Regions from separate parts of the Homo sapiens genome. Here region 1 is linked to region 2. A link is an interaction called in ENCODE POLR2A ChIA-PET data of the cell type or tissue named here. Cell type or tissue: K562. All regions are shown on one strand. Links, peaks and the distances in the headings refer to the core of each region. The heading gives the core; the rest is flanking DNA. Region 1 overlaps USP20 (ubiquitin specific peptidase 20). Region 2 overlaps FNBP1 (formin binding protein 1).

Region 1 (6,383 bases), core at 468-5,467, 62 kb after region 2:
AAACTCAAACAAGAAAGCACAAAGTAAAATAAATCACTGATAACAAGTAGCAAACATCTTTCCCAACATTCTCCTGCGTTTCTTTCCCTTTTAAATCAGGGGTATAAAAAGATATCTGTCTTAGAAAATAAATGCTTCCCTCAAGGGAGCACCTTGGTGAAGATGAACAGCTCTGTATCTTGAGTGTGGGGTGGTTACATGGATCTACACGTGTGTTAAAAGTGCAAATAACTGAACACACATGAGTGCCTACAGAACTAGTGAAATCTGAATAAGCTCCATGGATTATGCCAATGTCAGTTTACTGATTGTACTACAGACATACTAAGATGTATTATTAGCTGGGATGCTGGTGCATGCCTGTAGTCCCAGCTACTCAAGAGGCTGAGGTAGGAGATCATGTGAGCCCAGGAGTTCAAGGCTGCAGTGAGCCGTGACCATGCCACTGCACTCCAGCCTGGGTGACAGAGCAAGACCTCATCTCAAAAAAAAAAAAAAAAAAAGTATGTGTTATTCTTACCATTAGGGGAAACTGGGTGAAGGTACAAAGGACCTTAGGGTACATTTTTTGCAACTGCCTGTGAATCTATAATTATTTCAAAAGAAAACATTTAAAAATGAGTAACTAAATAAATGCTTCACCTACGGTATTTTAGCAGAATCAAATCCAGGAATCTGACTGCTGATTATAGCTTCAAACTGTTGCCAAATAAGGTCCAAACCAACCAAAGATGTAACTGGAGCCAAGACTGCTTTAACCAAAGGCAGAAGCCTCTGTGACTGCATGAGTCTTAAAAACAAAACAAAAGACTGGGTGCGGTGGCTCATGCCTGTAATCCTAGCACTTTGGGAGGCCGAGGCGGGCAGATCACCTGAGGTCAGGAGATCAAGACCAGCCTGACCAACATGGAGAAATCCCGTCTCTACTAAAAATACAAAATTAGCCGGGCATGATGCACAAGCCTATAATCCCAGCTACTCAGGAGGCTGAGGCAGGAGAATCGCTTGAACCCAGGAGGCGGAAGTTGTGGCAAGCCAACATCGTGCCATTGAACCGCAGCCTAGGCAACAAGAGCGCAACTCCATCCCAAAACACACACACACACACAAAAAACAAAAAACAAAGGCAGAAGCTGCATGTGTGCCCACCTGATCTGAGAGGTGGACCCCCAGACTCCTCCTTACGTGCCCCTCCCTGTCCCAAATGGTCAGCCAGGGTCAACTGGCCAGATTCTCATTCAGAACGTGAGTTACTAAAACTCATGAGGTGTCAGATACCAAACCAAGTGCTTTTTGTGCATTCGTTTATGAAAAACTCTTCCAGCAATCGTTGAGGCAGCTGTGATCAGCCCCATTTCACAGACTAAGGAACAGAGGCTCCTTCTTGTCTAAGGTCTCATAGGAATGTTGGCGCTAGAGCTGAACCTCAAGTGGGTCAGATCCTAAGGGCCCGCTCAGTTGCTTTCTAACTTATAGAAAATGTAAATGTGAAAAGCAGGCAGAACTTACCGTCACATTAAAGATGAGCATAAAGAAAAAAAAGGAAAAAACAAAGTAGACCAAACTATATAACGCACTTCCATGTTTCCATGTACCTAGACTCATCAATTAACAACTCATGGCCAATCTTGCTTCATCTCAACCTCCTGCTTCCTCTTGCTTTTGTAGCAAGTCCCAGACACACAGGCGATCACATTCCATCTGTATTTTTCTAAGAGATAAAGACTTAAAAAAAAAAACCCCATAATCACAATTCCATTCTTTCATCTAAAGAGAAAAATCCATGTGTCCTCCTCAGTCCGTGTTGAAGGGACCCGAGAGGAGGCCATGGGCTTACCTCTGGGTGACACGAAGCCCACAGGAAGCGGCCAGCATTCGCATCCTTTGTTGACAGCTGACAGCGACGGGCTATAGGGGTCTGGAGTGAGTGGAGGCCTCTGGCAAGGAGCCTGGGGGATGAACCAGAGCATTTCACACAGTTCTGTTATTATTACTTTTAAGACAGCCTCTTGCTCGCTTGCCCAGGCTGGAGTTGCAGTGGCATGATCACAGCTCACTGCAGCCTTGACCTTCTAGGCTCAAGCAATCCTCCCACCTCAACTTCCCAAGTAGCTGGGACTATAGGTGTGCACCACCACACCCACCTAATTTATTTAAAATTTCTTGTAGAGACAGGGTCTTGTTTTGTTGTCCAGGCTGGTCTTGAACTCCTGGGCTCAAGTAGTCCTCCCACCTCAGGCCTTCCAAAGTGCTGAGATTATAGGCGTGAGCCACTGTGCCCAGACAGTTCCGTTATTTTAAAATCACTCTTAGCACCAACTAGAAGCTAAAAAGGGCCCAGCATTCCTCCTGGGAGGAACTAATTTCAGGATATTGGGGATGTCCACAGGCTAGACTACTCCCTGTGCAGCCAGAGAGCAATACCACCACATCACTCCTGGGCCAGCTGGCCAAGGCTCAGGCAGAGCTGGCACGCAGGGGCAGCCCCTCCTAGGGAGTGCTGGCCTTCACTAGTCACTGCTGAGGCATTACCTTGGTGCTCCCCAGGAGGAAACCTGCACAGGTCTGCTGGAGGGGTCTACAGGGCCTCTCCTATTGTCCCATCAGGCTACCACAGTCCATCAACCCTCTGGACAGGAAGGCCTGGCCCCTTCCACACATGCCACCAGGCCCCTCAGGCCATCCTTTGAGCTCTCAGGGATTTCCTGAGAACCCCCGACCCTCAAGTGTTCAGCAGGCCCAGGCTGCAGGCACAACCGGGCTCATCCACACATTGCCACTACCCACACTTCACTGGCAGGTCACAGTTTCCCAGATGTGGACAGCTCAAAGAGGGAGAGGCAGTTAGAAGCTACCATTTAAAATAGTCACATGACAATGACAGCTTCAAGATTCCAAATTCCAAACCTCCTCACTTGAAGCCAGGTTTTTTAGTTTTCTTCATTGTTTCTGCTGAGGCCATGTGCCCTGAGTCGGCACTAGTCTTACACTATTTTAAGCTGCAGTGGTGTGGGTTTTGCTAGCATCTTTGGTAAGTGATCATCTCTCCAGTCGGGTGGCTGGGGAGGGAGTGGGCAGGTTATAACTTGGCCCATTCTTTTTTTTTTTTTTGAGATAGTCTCACTCTGCCGCTCAGGCTGGAGTACAGTGGCATGATCTTGGCTCACTGCAACTTCTGCCTCCCGGGTTCATGAAATTCTCCTGCCTCAGCCTCCTGAGTTGCTGGGATTACAGCTGTGTGCCACCATGCCCGGCTAATTTAACAGACTCACTCTTGATTTGCAAGTGCAATTGGACTTACATTCTTGCAACTTCAGAGAGAAAAATCAGCCCTGTGGCTAACAGCCCTCAATGTATTCTCACTACTCCCATTTTACAGATGAAGACACAGAATTGGAACTTAAGTAACTCAGGAACTTGGCAGAGGTCAATCACCTGGCTAGTTTTTTTTGTTTTGTTTTGCTTGAGATGGAGTTTCGCTCTTGTTGCCTAGGCTGGAGTGCAATGGTGCGATCTCAGCTCACCGCAACCTCCGCCTCCCGGGTTCAAGCAATTCTCTTGCCTCAGCCCCTTGAGTAGCTGGGATTCCAGGCATGCGCCACCATGCCCAGCTAATTTTATATTTTTAGTAGAGATGGAGTTTCTCCATGTTGGTCAGGCTGGTCTCAAACTCCTGACCTCAGGTGATCCGCCTGCCTCAGCCTCCCAAGTGCTGGGATTACAGGCGTGAGCCACCGTGCTCGGCCCACCTGGCTAGTTTGTAACAGGTGTGGCCCTGATCAGATCTGTGTGGTGCAGAGTCTTGCTCTAAATCATGAGTCGGATTTAGAGAAACATTAAACTGAGCAAAAAAAAAAAAAAAAATCAGATACAAAAACATATATACCATATGATTCTATTTATATAAAATTCCAAGACAGACAAAACTGATGATGATAGAAACTGGATCAGTGATTGCCTGGGGCAAAGGGGAGAGTTATGTTGCAGACAAGAAGGAACTTTCTGTGGTGTTGGAATGTTCTAGATCTTGTCTGGTGTGGGGTTTAATCAAGTGTATACACCTGTCAAATCGTGTGCACTGTATCTTTAAAGTGCGTGCATTTTATTATATGTAAATTATACCTCAATAAAGTTGATTAAAAGCATTTTAAATCAGAATGAGGCCAGGCACAGTGGCTCACACCTGTAATCCCAGCACTTTGGGAGGCTGAGGCGGGCGGATCATGAGATCAGGAGTTGGAGACCAGCCTGGCCAACATGGTGAAACCCTGTCTCAACTAAAAATACAAAATTTAGCTGAGTGTGGTGGGAAGCGCCTGTAATTCCAGCTACTCAGGAGGTTGAGGTGGAAGAATCACTTGAACCTGGGAGGCGGAGGCTGCAGTGAGCTGAGATCGCACCACTGCACTCCAGCCTGGGCGACAGAGCAAGACTCCATCTAAAAAAAAAAAAAAAAAAAAAAGTGTTGGCTGTTGGCGAGGGTGTGGATAAATTGGAGCCCTGTGCACTGTTGGTGGGAATGTGAAATGGTGCAGCTGCTGCAGAATGCAGTATGGCAGTTCCTCAAGAACTGTAAAATAGTACCACACTATTGAGCAATCCACATCTGGGTATACACCCAAATGCACTAAAAACGGCAACTCAAAGAAATATTTGTGCACCTATGTTCATAGCTGCATTATGTGCAACAGCCAAAAGACAATGCAAACCAAGTGCCCATCAATAGACAAAACATGATATACCCATACAATGAAATATGATTCAGCCTAAAAAGGGAAATTTTGACACACGCTACAACATGAACCCTAAAGACACCTACTCAGTAAAACAAGTCAGGCTGGGTATGGTGGTTCATGCCTGTAATCCCAACACTTTGGGAGGCTGAGGCAGGCGGATCACTTGAGGTCAGGAGTTTGAGACCAGCCTGGGCAACATGGTGAAACCTCGTTTCTACTAAAAATACAAAAATTAGCCGGGCGTGGTGGCGGGAGCCTGTATTCCCAGCTAGTAGGGAGGCTGAGGCAGGAGAATCGCTTGAACCTGGGAGGCAGAGGTTGCAATGAGCCAAGAAGATCGTGCCACTGCACTCCGGCCTGGGTGACAAGAGCAAAACTCCATCTTAAAAAAAAAAAAAAAAAAGACAGTAACTTCTCAGAAAATATTTGCTGAATGGCCCCAAAATACAAAGTTATAAAACACTATTAGGCCATGTTGGGCGGCTCATGCCTGTAATTCCAGCACTCTTGGAGGCCGAGGCAGGAGGACTGCTTGAGCCCAGGAGTTTGAGATCAGCCTGGGCAACATGGTGAAACCCCATCTCTACAAAAAATTTAAAAATTAGGTGGGCATGGTGGTGCACGCACCTGTAGTCCCAGCTACTCGGGAAGCTGTGATGGGAGGATGGCTGGAGCCCAGAAGTATGAGGCTGCAGTGAGCTATGATGGCACCACTGCATTCCAGCCTAGACAACAGGGTAAGACCCTATCTCAAAAAAAAAAAAAAAAAAAAAAAAAATATATATATATATATATATGGCTGGGCGCAGTGGCTCACGACTGTAACCCCAGCACTTTGGGAGGCCGAGGCGGGAGGACCATGAGGTCAGGAGATCAAGATCATCCTGGCTAACATGGTGAGACCCCGTCTCTACTAAAAGAAAATACAAAAAAATTGGCTGGGTGTGGTGGCGGACGCCTGTAGTCCCAGCTACTCGGGAGGCTGAGGCAGGAGAAAGGCATGAACCCAGGAGGCTGAGCTTGCAGTGAGCCGAGATCGCACCACTGCGCTCCAGCCTGGGCGACAGAGCGAGACTCTGTCTCAAAAAAAACAAAACACAAAACAAAACAAAAAAAACCTATTATTACAGTAAACTCTTATTTTGGTGAAATAATGTGTTTTAGGCCTAGAGAAAGGATGCTATCATCTTTTCTGGAGGATAGAGTCAAGTGATTTTTATTTCCTTTTTGCTTTTCTGCATTTTCTACAATGAACTTGTGTTGCCTTTTTTTTCTTCCTATACTTGCTTCCTGAATGACTGTGTTATAATCATTCTAATCTAATAATCTAATAAGGTCAGTCACAGTGGCTCACGCCTGTAATCCTAGTGCTTTTGGGAAGCTGAGGAGGGAGGATCCCTTAAGCTCAAGGCTGCAGTGAACTAGGATTGTGCCACTGCACTACAGCCTGGGCAACAGAGCAAGAACCCATCTCTAAAACAAAACCAAAATCAAAAAACAACAAAAAATGCTTTTCCTCTCAGAAGTCCCCTCTCTCACTAGAGAGAGAGCTGTTTTCCTTTCTTTCTTTTTCTTTTGCCTGTTAAACCTCTGCTCCTAAAAACAAAAACAAACCAAAAAAAATACCTAAATCGGTTACTGTTAATG
Region 2 (6,383 bases), core at 479-5,478:
AGCTGTTGTCCAGTGTGGTAGCCACTACCATATGTAGCTATTGAGTTTTTTGTTTTTGTTTTTGTTTTGAGATGGAGTCTCGCTCTGTCACTGAGGATGGAGTGCAGTGGCATGATCCTGGCTCACTGCATCCTCCGCCTCCCGGGTTGAAGCGTTTCTCCTGATTCAGCCTCCCGAGTAGCTGGGATTACAGGCAACTGCCATCATGCCTAGCTAATTTTTGTAGAGACAGGGTTTCACCATGTTGGCCAGGCTGGTCTTGAACTGACCTCAGGTGATCCGCTCACCTCGGCCTCCCAAAGTGCTGGGATTACAGGTGTGAGCCACCACGCCCAACCGCTGTTGAGTTTTAATTAATTAAAATTAAATAAATTTTTAAAAATTCAGTTCCACAATTTCACCAGCCACATTTCAAATGCTTCACAGCCACACATGGCTTCTGTGTTGGAAAGAGCGGCCATAGAACATTGCCATCACTGTAGAAAGTTCTGTTGGACTCACAGCACATAGCAAGGCTCAGCACATATTAACGAGGTGAATGTTGACCACTTGCCAGATTTTGTGACTTTTTTTTTTTTTTTTTTTGAGATGGAGTTTTACTCATGTTGTCCAGGCTGGAGTGCGCAGTAGCGCAATCTCAGCTCACCACAACCTCCACCTCCCGGGTTCAAGCGATTTTCCTGCCTCAGCCTCCTGAGTAGCTGGGATTACAGACGGGCGCCACCACGCCTGGCTAATTTTGTATTTTTAGTAGAGACGGGGTTTTTCCATGTTGGTCAGGCTCGTCTCAAACTCCCGACCTCAGGTGATCCACCCGCCTCGGCCTCCCAAAGTGCCAAGATTACAGGCATGAGCTACCGCGCCTGGCCTAGATTTCCTGATTTCTGAAGCAGTGTATCTTAGCATTGTGTTTTGCTGTATTCCAGCTTTTAAAAAATTCTCAGTTCTGGAAAACATGCTCATTTGATAAAACTCAAACCGTTTTTCCTCTGCTGTTCCACTATGACAATCAACAGAGAAGATTTCTGTGACCAAATATGTGGAGGCTTCCGCTATATATCAAGCAGCAGACACTAGCTGGGTGTCCTTTAATTCAATTCCATTCTGATGCTATCTACCTGGAGATAGTGGCTGATCCTGGGGGTTGAGGGCTCAGTCCTGAAGGACTGCCCCCTCCTTCCCACCAGTCGCAAGTCCAGGCTTCCAGGACTTCTGATGGACTAGCTTCAAGTTGGGGTTCCCCTGACCCTCTCTTTGGGTTCAATTAATTTGCAGGAGCAGCTCACAGAACTCAGGGAAACACTTATATTTACTGGTTTGTTTTTGGGTTTTTTTTTTTTTTTTTGAGACAGAATCTCGCCCGTCGCCCAGGCTGGAGTGTAATGGCGTGATCTTGGCTCACCACAACCTCCGCCTCCCAGGTTCAAGCAATTCTCCTGCCTCAGCCTCTCAAGTAGCTGGAACTACAGGCGGGTGCTACCACACTCGGCTAATTTTTTGTGTCTTTAGTCGAGACAGAGTTTCTCTATGTTGGTCAGGCTGGTTTCGAGCTCCTGACCTTTTGATCTGCCTGCCTCAGCCTCCCAAAGTGCTGGGATTACAGGCGTGAGCCACTGCGCCTGGCCACCACATTTACTGGTTTATTACAAAGGATATTATTAAAAATACAGATGAAGAGATGCTTAGGGCAAGGTGTGGGGGAGGGGGCACAGAGCATCCATGCCCTCCCCGGGCAGCCACTCTCTAAGAATCTCCCCAAAAACCCTGTCCTCTTGGGCCTTTTATGAGACTTCATCAGATAGACATGATTGAAGCATGGACAACCATGTGGAAATGAGATTGGTCAGAAACTGCCTGATCGCATCCTAATAGATCAGGTAGTGACACCCAGCAGGGCCTGTCTGTGCAGATTCTTCTTGGCCTCCCTGTGCAGCCTTCCTTCCTTCAGGGTATGGGGCACGATCCTCATGAAGCCTCTTGAATGAGGATCATATGGCCACAATCAGAATCCTGCCTTGGGCAGGTGAAAGAAGGGCACGTGGAGGTCAGATAGAGAGATTCTGTTTTCTGAGGTCGAAAGTGCTCTGATATTTTAACAAAAGACTGTAGCAAGAGGCCGCGCATGGTGGCTCATTCCTGTAATCCCAGGACGTTGGGAGGCCGAGGTGGGCAGATCGCCTGAGGTCGGGAGTTCGAGACCAGCCTGACCAACGTGGTGAAATCCATAATCCAGAATAATCCAGTTTTCAAATAAATATTGTAGCACCATAGTATACGGAAAACAAGTCTTTATTTTTATATTAAAGGTTAGTTTTGCTTCATCTTAGATTTAGAGTCAAACTTCTTTGGTTTGCTATTAGGAATAGTCACTTCCATTCTGGTTTCACTCAACTCTTATCTCACACACATACACACACACACACACACATTAGAGAGTCAGTCAGTGTGTCTGATGGGTGTGTCTTTGAGAACATTAGCTGAAAGGTCTTTGCGTGGCCTTTTGTGGTCAACTATTTGCTGAATCACACACTTCCCAGCACATCACCCTGGCATTTTATCATAATCAGCCTAGGAACCCAGTCATAAGCCCACATGTAAGCTGCTTGGCAAATGCAACTTGCTTCTGGAATTACATTAACTGGGTCTCCTCTTTCTACCCTGCCCCAAGCCTGCCTTGCCCTTGTTTCAAAAGAATTGAGGGTTTAAAGTAAAATCTCTTTTCTAAATGCCCTGGCTTATCCCTGGTTATTTGAAGAAATTTCTCTCTCTCTTTTTTTTTTTTTTTTGTTTTTTTGAGATGGAGTCTCGCATTGTCGCCCAGGCTGGAGTACAGCGGCACGATCTCGGCTCACTACAACCTCCGCTTCCCGGGTTCAAGCAATTCTCCTGCCTCAGCCTCCCAAGTAGCTGGGATTATAGGCGCTCGCCACCACGCCCAGCTAGTTTTTTATATTTTTAGCAGAGACGGTGTTTCACATTGTTGGCCAGGCTGGTCTCAAACTCCTGACCTTATGATCCACCCACCTCGGCCTCCCAAAGTGCTGGAATTACAGGCATGAGCCACCGTGCCCAGCACGAAATTTCTCTCTCTTTATGAACATAGCCTCACTTAAGTAAAAGCACTTGACATCACAATTTAGCCAGAGCTTTCTAACAAGTAAGCATATGTCAAAGCCTGAAACTGTTGATACTTTCTCCTTAAAGCTCATGCACAGTGTAAAGAGAGCAGCTGCTTCTGAAAAGGGAATCAAGATATCAAAATGCAGTTCTTCTGACAGATTAAAAACCGCGGAGATGAGTTTCGTACACTGTGGAAAACTGATTTTGAGGTCAGGGAGGGCATTCTCTCTGAACTCTGAGAGGCTTCCTAAAGGCCTAAAAGAAGTCACTAGGCTGGGCGCGGCGGCTCATGCCTGTAATCCCAGCACTTTGGGAGGCCAAGGTGAGCAGATCACCTGAAGTCAAGAGTTAGAGACTGTGGAAAATTAGCCGGGCGTGGTGGCACATGCCTGTAGTCCCAGCTACTTAGGAGGCTGAGGCAGGAGAATCGCTTGAACCTGGGTGGCAGAGGTTGCAGTGAGCTGAGATCGCACCACTGCACTCCAGCCTGGGCAACAGAGTGAGACTCTGTCTCAAGGAAAAAAAAAAAGTAACTAGACTTTTAGAGGCAGCAGAGGGAGGTGTGCATGGGGTAAGGAGAAGAGATTTTTTTTTTTTAATGTTCTTTTTCACCCACATTCTCTGAGGAATGTGATGTCCCATCTGTCACTTTACAGGGGTGGAGACTTTTGGCCTCAGCCTGTGTGAAGAGACTGGCAGGAATACTCACGCTAGGGAAAAGGCAGCAGCTAGGCGTGCAGTGGTTGATGGGGTTTGTATTAAGGAAACATAAATTTCATTAACACTTCAGTGTTGCCACTGACATTGATGGTAACACTTGGTAGGAAAAGGAAGAAGACTGTCTCAAAATGTGTTTTTCATGGATTCTCCCTAGAGTCAGAAGTATCTCTTACTCTCCTTTACTGTAGCGTTGCTCACTGCTTTTTCTGGGGCATTCTGGCCAGCATCCATGGAACTGGGAATGGTTTATGGGACTTATGCAGTTTGCATGCATTGATTTTTGCATCTCGGCTGGGTGTAGTGGGAAAGAGCTTAATCTATTTCATGAAGCCACATGCAGATGTCTGCACCCCCCATGGCTGCAGGCTTTGCTTTCAGCCTTCTTTCAAGGAAAGCCTGGGGCTTTCTGGTTTCTCATTTATATTTGTGTCTGCAGGGTGCAACACCGGAGGATTTCAGCAACCTCCCACCTGAACAAAGAAGGAAAAAGCTGCAGCAGAAAGTCGATGAGTTAAATAAAGAAATTCAGAAGGAGATGGATCAAAGGTATAGTGCATCAATATGACTTATTAAGAAATTCAAGGCCAGGCGCAGTGGCTCACAACCTGTAATCCCAGCACTTTGGGAGGCTGCGGTGGGTGGATCACCTGAGGTCAAGAGATCAAGACCATCCTGGCCTACATGGTGAAACCCCGTCTCTACTAAAAATATAAAAACTAGCCAGGTGCAGTGGCACACGTCTGTAGTCCCAGTTACTCAGGAGGCTGAGGCAGCAGAATTGCTTGAACTCAGGAGGCAGAGGTTGCAGTGAGCCAAGATCATGCCACTTCACTCCAGCCTGGGCAACAGAGCAAGCCTCTGTCTCAAAAAAATAAAAAATAATAATAATTAAAAATAAAATAAAAATTAAAAGAAAAGAAATTCAAGTTCAGGCTGGGCATGGTGGTTCACACCTGTAATCCCAGCACTTTGGGAGGCTGAGGCAGGAAGATCGCTTGAGTCCGGGAGTTCAAGACCAGCCCAGGCAACATAGCAAAAACCCTAAAAAAAAAAAAAAGAAAAAAACTAGCCAGGCATGATGGTGTGCACCTGTAGTCCCAGCTATTTGGGAGGCTGAAGTGGAAGGATCACCTGAGCCCAGGAGGTCCTGGCTGCAGTGAGCTATGATCATGCCACTGCACTCCAGCCTGGGCAACAGAGTGAGACCCTATCTCAAAAAAAAAAAAAAAAAGAGAGAGAGACCAGCCTTGGCAACATAGTGAGACCCCATCTCTACAAAAATAAACAAAAGTAGCTGGGTGTGATGGCACACCTGTAGTCCCAGCTACTTGGGAGGCTGAGGTGGGGAGAATTGCTTTAGCCTGGGAGGTGGAGGCTGCAGTGAGCTGTTTGCTTAAGAATCAAAACCCAGCTGGGCACAGTGGCTCACACCTGTAATCCCAGCACTTTGGGAGGCCGAGGCGGGCAGATCACAAGGTCAGGAGATCGAGACCATCCTGGCTAACACGGTGAAACCCTGTCTCTACTAAAATTACAAAAAATTAGCTCGCATGGTGGCGGGCGCCTATAGTCCCAGCTACTTGGGAGGCTGAGACAGGAGAATGGCATGAACCCGGGAGGCGGAGCTTGCAGTGAGCCGAGATTGCGCCACTGCACTCCAGCCTGGGTGATGGAGCGAGACTCTGTCTCAAAACAAAACAAAAAAATCAAAACCCATTTGCCATAAAGCAGAGATGCCATAGAGGAGGAGGGCCTCTGTGAGGGGAAGGTGCATTCATTAAAACAGCTGTAGGAAAAGCCAGTCAAATAACACACACACACACACACACACACACACACACACACACACACACACCCTCACTCCTAGCAAGAGCTAAGGATCTGTCTCAAGAGGTATACCACTGCATTCCACCTTGGGCAACAGAGCAAGACCCCGTCTCCAAGAAAAAAGCACAAAGTAGGATGATAGATGTTAAATACCAAGCACTCCAGATACCCTGGGGTCAAATCTGGCTCTATCAGTTACTACTGCTGATGTGTCAGTGTGCATAACATGCTTGGAACCGTGCCTGGCACATAAGTGTCTGCGAAATAAAATGAATCAATATGTTAAAGGTAAACAAACTACGTGTTTCAATTAAAAGATATTCTCAGAATGGACCAAAAAATTAAAAACCCAATACACAAAGCAATGTATGCTATCTACAAAAGACACATCTAACTTATAAGCTCTAGAAATGTAGAAGTAAAAAAATGGGAGAGAAGATATACCATGCAAGGGCCAATCAAAAGGAAACTGGTGTTACAAGGCTGGCTTTTGGGCTGAATAAAAGGAAAGAAAAAAAAAAAACGTGCTTGGGCCAGGCGCAGTGGCTCACGCCTGTAATCCCAGCACTTTGGGAGGCGGAGGCGGGCGGATCACGAGGTCAGGAGATTGAGACCATCCTGGCCAACATGGTGAAACCCCATCTCTACTAAAAATACAAAAATTAGCTGGGAGTGGTGGTGTGTGCCTGTAATCCCAGCTACTAGGGAGGCTGAGG

What was found. ChIA-PET counts read pairs that join two places held together with the same protein. Peaks named below come from ENCODE experiments on the same cell type or tissue, not always from the same donor. Only the 100,000 strongest peaks of a DNase experiment are listed, where the experiment ranks them.
Region 1: POLR2A ChIA-PET joins it to region 2 with 5 read pairs; 6 of 35 experiments call an interaction of 5 or more read pairs at or near these places.

Annotation. Positions count from the first base shown.
Region 1 is chr9:129,845,379-129,851,761 of GRCh38, reverse strand. It overlaps USP20 (ubiquitin specific peptidase 20), which reads right to left. Exons shown (of 26, transcript NM_001110303.4): 2 at 1,838-1,949. Among named protein-coding and RNA genes, the nearest start is that of USP20, 13 kb to the right of the region's middle. In K562, for the core only: no CTCF peak of the experiment used is centred there; no DNase peak of the experiment used is centred there.
Region 2 is chr9:129,906,893-129,913,275 of GRCh38, reverse strand. FNBP1 (formin binding protein 1) reads left to right here. Exons shown (of 17, transcript NM_015033.3): 12 at 4,277-4,386. Among named protein-coding and RNA genes, the nearest start is that of MIR6855, 40 kb to the right of the region's middle. RefSeq lists a silencer at 2,432-2,726. In K562, for the core only: no CTCF peak of the experiment used is centred there; a DNase peak (open chromatin) is centred at 2,495.